Linked DNA regions of Homo sapiens: region 2 is linked to region 1. The links are chromatin loops, found by intact Hi-C in ENCODE. Cell type or tissue: endothelial cell of umbilical vein. All regions are shown on one strand. Links, peaks and the distances in the headings refer to the core of each region. The heading gives the core; the rest is flanking DNA. Region 1 has its middle 66 kb from the start of IL33. Region 2 has its middle 65 kb from the start of RANBP6.

Region 1 (2,917 bases), core at 194-2,693:
ATTGGGGTTAGATGTTTGTTCACTTGACATAGTTTTTTGCTTGTATAGATAAAGTGAGAATTTAGTAGGCATCCTATTTCACTTCTAGGAACACCATGATCAAGTAACCAATGTTATAGGCCTGCATGAGTCAGACTATTACGATTGTTGCTTTGACTCTGCTGTCCATTGTGGTAATTACACCCGCCTTGCTTTTGGCAGCTGAGTGCCACAATTTGGCCCCTGTCATCCTGGAATCCAATCACTCCTAATTCATTTAGGTTTTCTTATTGAATGGCTACGGTTACCACTCTGAAGTCTGGCCTACAAAGGAGAGCTATCACAAAGCCCTTCACAGATGCTGGGGCTACCCTCGCAAATGTATTTCTCACATTCATGGTGAAAGATAGGTCTTCTGTATCCTCCCAGTGTGAGTGAGTAGGTCTTAAATACAAATCTACTCTAACATTTCAATATTCCCATGCTGTGGTTTGAATGCATCCCTCAAATTTCATGTGTTGGAAACTCAATCCCCAAATTCATATATTGATGACTTTTGGAGGTGGGGCCTGTAGGATTAGTTAAGGTCATTAATTAGGATTAGTTAAGATCTTTAGAGTGGAACTTCCATGACAAGACTGGTGGCTTTATACAAGAGAAAGAAAGACCTGACCTGGCACGTTCTTGCCCTTTTGCCATGTGATGCCCTCCACCATGTTATGATACAGCAAGAAAACCCCCAACAGATGCTAGAGCCATGCTGTTGAACTTCCTGCCTCCAGAACTTTGAGCTAAATAAACTTAGTTTCTTTATAAATTACCTAGTCTGTGGCATTCTGTTATAGCAACAGAAAACAGACTAAGACACCCTAAGCCATTGAATCCTTCCTCTACATTAAAACAAGTGGGGGTCAGGCATTTCCAATTTGCCCATGGTTTAGCCAACCACGTAACCAAACAATTAGAGCCCTTTCTGACTCCCCAAACTGCAACATTACATGAAAAATCTCTACTTAATGAGTTCATATCAATAAATTCTGCATGATCCAAGTTTACGTTCCTTTCACCATTACCCCACACTGTTAATATCCACTCCTGCATATGTTGCCAAGATTTCTGCTTGTATAAATTAGAAAACTCAAGTATTAATACCTTTTTTTTTTTTTTGGAGTGTAGTACAACTCCTCATGGGTCACACTTTCTACTTCACCCTTAGGGGCCTGCTGAGACTTGAGTCTAATTACAGTTCTAGAAGCAAAGAGGGATGATGGGGTGGATTCTGAGGAGAAACAGTGTTGTCTTGCATGGCAACTGCCTCAGGACAGGCCATTACTATTTTCTCAGGAAATGCTGGGTTAATGCCCTTAGATGGAGGTGGAAAAATTGGTGGAAAGGCAGATACTACTGGAGTTGGAGAGGCCACGTCTTCTGGGGGTGAGGAGGCCTCTTTCATTGGCAAAAAAGACTCATCACAATTTAGGAGTCTAAGTTCCCAGTGAAAAATTCTCCCTGGGACCTGAAAGCTTAAGGAAATGAATAACTCCTTCCTCCTCAGGCTCAGTGCCAAGGCGCAAGGCCACTTGCACCAGCAGTGTGCGTGAGCGGGATAGCAGAAGCAGGAAGAGAGCTGGCCGGAAGACACGTACTCCCTGAAGACTGAGAGAGAGGTGGTCTGGGTACTATGTAGCAGTCACATTGGACTGGGGCACTTCCTGTTTACAGGAGACTATAAAACCCCTGCCCCATCCTCATTTGGTGCTGACGCCATTTTAGGCCTCTGCCCGCCTGCACCCAGGAGCTCATTAAAACAGCGTGTTGCTCCATGCCACCTCGTGTTGTCTGCTGGCACGCTCTTGGGGTTCGAACCAATACAGGAGCCTCGCACCCAGCTTCATCAAGATCTTCCAGTATGTCCCCATCCCAACTTATAGGATGCTATTCTTTCCCAATCAATGCCCTTACTTTAATAGTAGATACCCTGTGAGGATGGGAGTTCAACTTGCATTGTAATTCAGCCAATCATAGGATAAGGTTCTGCATTTGATTTTTCAGCAATTTCAGCCCTGTGGCTATAGGAGATGAGGCTGTCTTTGAGGGTATATCTATAGATTCTTAGGTCATTTGTTCAGTGCTTAAACTAGGAATTCAAATATCTGAGCTCATCCTTTTCTTTCACTACTTTATCCAGCAACATTAGGAGCAATAAACAAATGTCATTATGTTCCCTAATTTAAAAAAAAAAAAGTCTAAAAGTATATAACATATAAAGTTACTTAGCCCATTACATTCTATAAGTTGTTGATTAGGTATATCCAATGTAGATATTTTGTGTATCTCTATAAGCAGGTTATGTCATGAACTTTCTTTACTACTGGAAATAGAGTCACTAATGTCTTTAAATCTAATCAAATTAGGGACCCAATTCCAGAAATCATAGAGCCAATTCAGAAAATTCATCTGTAAAATTCTATTCCTCTAGAACCACTCTTGATGCCAAAATCTATAGAAGTTAGGGTTTTCCAGAGAGACAGAAACAATAGGAGATATATATATATAAAATAAAATATAATTAAACAATAATAAGAATAATTTATTATAGAAATTGGATTTATGGAGATCAATACATCCCACGATTTTATATCTGCAAGCTGGAGAACCAGGGAAGCTGATGGTGTAATTCAGTCTGTCTAACAGTCCAAGAACCAGGATTGCTAATGTTGGCAGGAGGAGAAAGGTGTCCCATTTCAAACAGAAACAAAACAAATTTGCCCTTCATCTGCCTTTTTGTTCTATGTGGGCCCTCAATGAGTGGATGATGTCTGCCTACATTGAAGAGGGTGATCTTGTTTACTCAACCGATTCAACTGCTAATCTCTTCTGGGAATATTCTGACAGGCACACACAAAAATAATGTTTTGCCAGCTATCTGGGCAACACT
Region 2 (2,917 bases), core at 135-2,634, 69 kb before region 1:
GAGAAGCACCCCTCTGCGCAAAAGTAAAATTGCTTGGTTAAGAATCCTTTGTTTGAGTGTTCAATTTCCTTAGGATTTTGGGCATTATTCTCAACAATTCTGGTGCCCAAATTCTGGGGCTCAAATACTCTCCTTTGGGAAGGGGGTCTTTGGTCACCTCACCCAGGGGTCCCACTGTCTTGTTATGGTGGCCAGAGGGTGAGGGGGGTCAGGGCCCACCCATTGTGATGAATAAATCTGGGTTCTCAGCAAAGCAGGGAGGAGAGGCTTGCAAGACCGTGGCAATAAGAGGACCAGGTAATTCTTGTGCATGGAAAAAGGTAGGAGACTTCACAAAGGTGACAAAGTATTTCCTTGGTGGTCAGGATAATTTGGAGTTTGACAGTGTGTGAATGGGGCTAAGCATTATGGTTGTGTGGAGTGAGTGAGTCTTCTCTGCGGTTTCGTGTTGCCATCTATCGACTAGGGGCAGGAAGAGTCACAGTAGACAAAGAGAAAGAAGGGTACAAGGAGCCTCCAGAGGGGTGAGCTATAGGATATGCAGGAAACCCTTAACGGGAGAGGCTAAGCCTCCAGAAAGGGGGAGGTAAGACACCTCCAACACAACAGGTTGAACCCCCTCTTAAAGCCTCATTGAGCCTCTAGAAAGAGGGGGGTAGACACCTCTAACAGGAGAGGTTAGAGCCCCCCATAACCCCTAAGATGGGGAATGTTTCATGTAAGACAGGAAAACTAAAGAGTCAAGAGAGCAATGAAATTCCTTCTGATAGCCCCTTGGGGCTTATGCTAAAGTATTGGAAAGATAATGAGAGGACCAAGTATAAACGAAAACAGCAGATGATAAAATATTTTTGTTTTATTTGGGCTCGAGAACCCATCCTGAAACCCTCACTTTTCTGGCCAAAATTTGGGTCAAATGAGGAGCGGATTTGTCAGCTCTTAATTGAGCATGTTAATGATAAGAGCCCTGTTTCCCAGGAAGAAATTGATTACACCCTCTATTGGTGGCAGGGACCTATCCTCCTTTACCCTTTAGACTCCGGAGGGAGAAAGCCAGAAGCCAACCCCTCTGGCAGGGAAAGAGTTCCCATGTCTAGACAACCCACACCCACTAACACGTGGGACCCTCTAGATCACCTTCCTCCATTCAGTGCCCCCATCCCACTCCTCCAGTTCCTGTTTCAGGTCCCTCCCCTGCTTGTGTCACTCTTCCAGCTGCCCCCAATCCCGCCCCTCCGGTTCCCGTTTCAGGTCCCTCCCCTGCTTGCGTCACTCTTCTGGCCGCCCCGATCCCGCCCCTCTGGTTCCCATTTCCGTTTCAGGTCCCTCCCCTGTTTGCATCATTCTTCTGGTTGCCCCCCAGTCCCGCCCCTCCAGCTCCCGTTTCCATTTCAGGTCCCTCCCCTGCTTGTGTCACTCTTCCAGTTGTTCCCGATTCCGTCCCTCTGGCTGCGGTTTCGGGTTACTGCCCAGCTGTTTCAGGCCACTCCCTCACCTGTGTCACTTGCCCGTGTTCCATTCCCCCAGCTGCTGCTGCAGATCCCTCCCCGACCTGTGGTTTCTATACTCATATACTCATATTGCTCCTCCTGCCTATAATCCTCACTTTGCAGAATTACCATCTTGTGAGCCTGCCCCCCTCCTCAACAAAACTATTAAGTATCCCTCTTTAAAGGGGCTTCAATGTGAAATAGAGCAATGTAAAAAAGATATTCGAAACTTTCCATTTCCCTCCACACCTAAAGAGCCAGATCCAACTTTCTTTCCTCTAAGGGTGGTACCACAAGGACAGGGGGTGGCTATTGGCTTTGTAAACTCTCCCTTGACCAGTTCAGAAGTCCAGAATTTAAAAAAGGAGCTTAAGCCATTATTGGATGACCCTTATGGAGTAGCAGATCAAATTGATCAATTTCTAGGGCCTCAGATATACACTGGGCTGAGTTGATGTCCATTTTGGGTGTCCTCTTTTCAGGGGAAGAACGAAGTACGATTCGGAGGGCTGCTATGGTGGTTTGGGAATGTGAGCACCCTTCTGGTCAAAATGTTCCTCCTGCAGACCATAAATTTCCCACCCGAGACCCCCAGTGGGACAATAACAATGCAAATCACTGGGAAAACGTGAAGGACCTAAGGAAGATGATAATAAAAGGAATTCGAGAATCAGTACCCCGAACTCAAAATCTTTCTAAAGCATTTGATATTCAACAGGAAAAAGATGAGGGACCTGCTAGATTCTTAAACAGATTGAGGGAGCAAATGAGACAATATGCAGGCCTTGATTTGGAAAACCCCCTTGGACGAGGAATGTTAAAACCTCACTTTGTTACTAAAAGTTGGCCAAACATTTCAAGAAAATTACGAAAGATAGAAAGTTGGGAGGACCAGCCTCTGAGTGAACTGCTCAGGGAGGCTCAAAAAGTATATGTGAGAAGAGATGAGGAAAACAAAAACAAAAACAAAAGACAAAACTCATGTTTTCTGCCTTCCAACAGATGGCTCCAAATCCATATATCTCTAAGCAGGGCTTTCAAGGGGCCAGAGATTATAAGGGGCCTAAACCCTCCTTTAGAGGACTGAAGCCTCCATCTGGAGGGTCAAGGTCCTCATTTAATAAGCCCCCTAAGTGGTATAGGGGAGCAAGGGCTGAGAATGCTAAGACTGAGACGGAAGAAGGACAAGATAGAGGCTACAGATGTGGAAGAACAGGCCACTTCAAGAGGGAATGTCCTGAAATAAAGAGAGAGAGAGAAATTTTTACACTCATGACTTCCGAAGAACAATAGGGGAGTCAGGGGCTCTGCCTCTTTTATTTTGAGTCCCACCAGGAGCCCTTGATAAATTTGGAGGTAGGACCTAAACATGAATTTATCACCTTTTTAGTTGATTCAGGAGCTTCACACTCCTCTGTTTGTTTCCC

Evidence for each region. A loop is a pair of places that touch in the nucleus more often than their neighbours do. Peaks named below come from ENCODE experiments on the same cell type or tissue, not always from the same donor. Only the 100,000 strongest peaks of a DNase experiment are listed, where the experiment ranks them.
Region 2: it touches region 1 in a loop (8-fold over the local background); 2 of 110 quality-filtered maps call a loop at or near these places.

What each region holds. Positions count from the first base shown.
Region 1 is chr9:6,147,901-6,150,817 of GRCh38, forward strand. No RefSeq gene overlaps it. Among named protein-coding and RNA genes, the nearest start is that of IL33, 66 kb to the right of the region's middle. In endothelial cell of umbilical vein, for the core only: no CTCF peak of the experiment used is centred there; a DNase peak (open chromatin) is centred at 1,551; H3K27ac peaks cover 1,563 bases.
Region 2 is chr9:6,079,120-6,082,036 of GRCh38, forward strand. No RefSeq gene overlaps it. Among named protein-coding and RNA genes, the nearest start is that of RANBP6, 65 kb to the left of the region's middle. In endothelial cell of umbilical vein, for the core only: no CTCF peak of the experiment used is centred there; a DNase peak (open chromatin) is centred at 1,302; H3K4me3 peaks cover 767 bases; H3K27ac peaks cover 441 bases.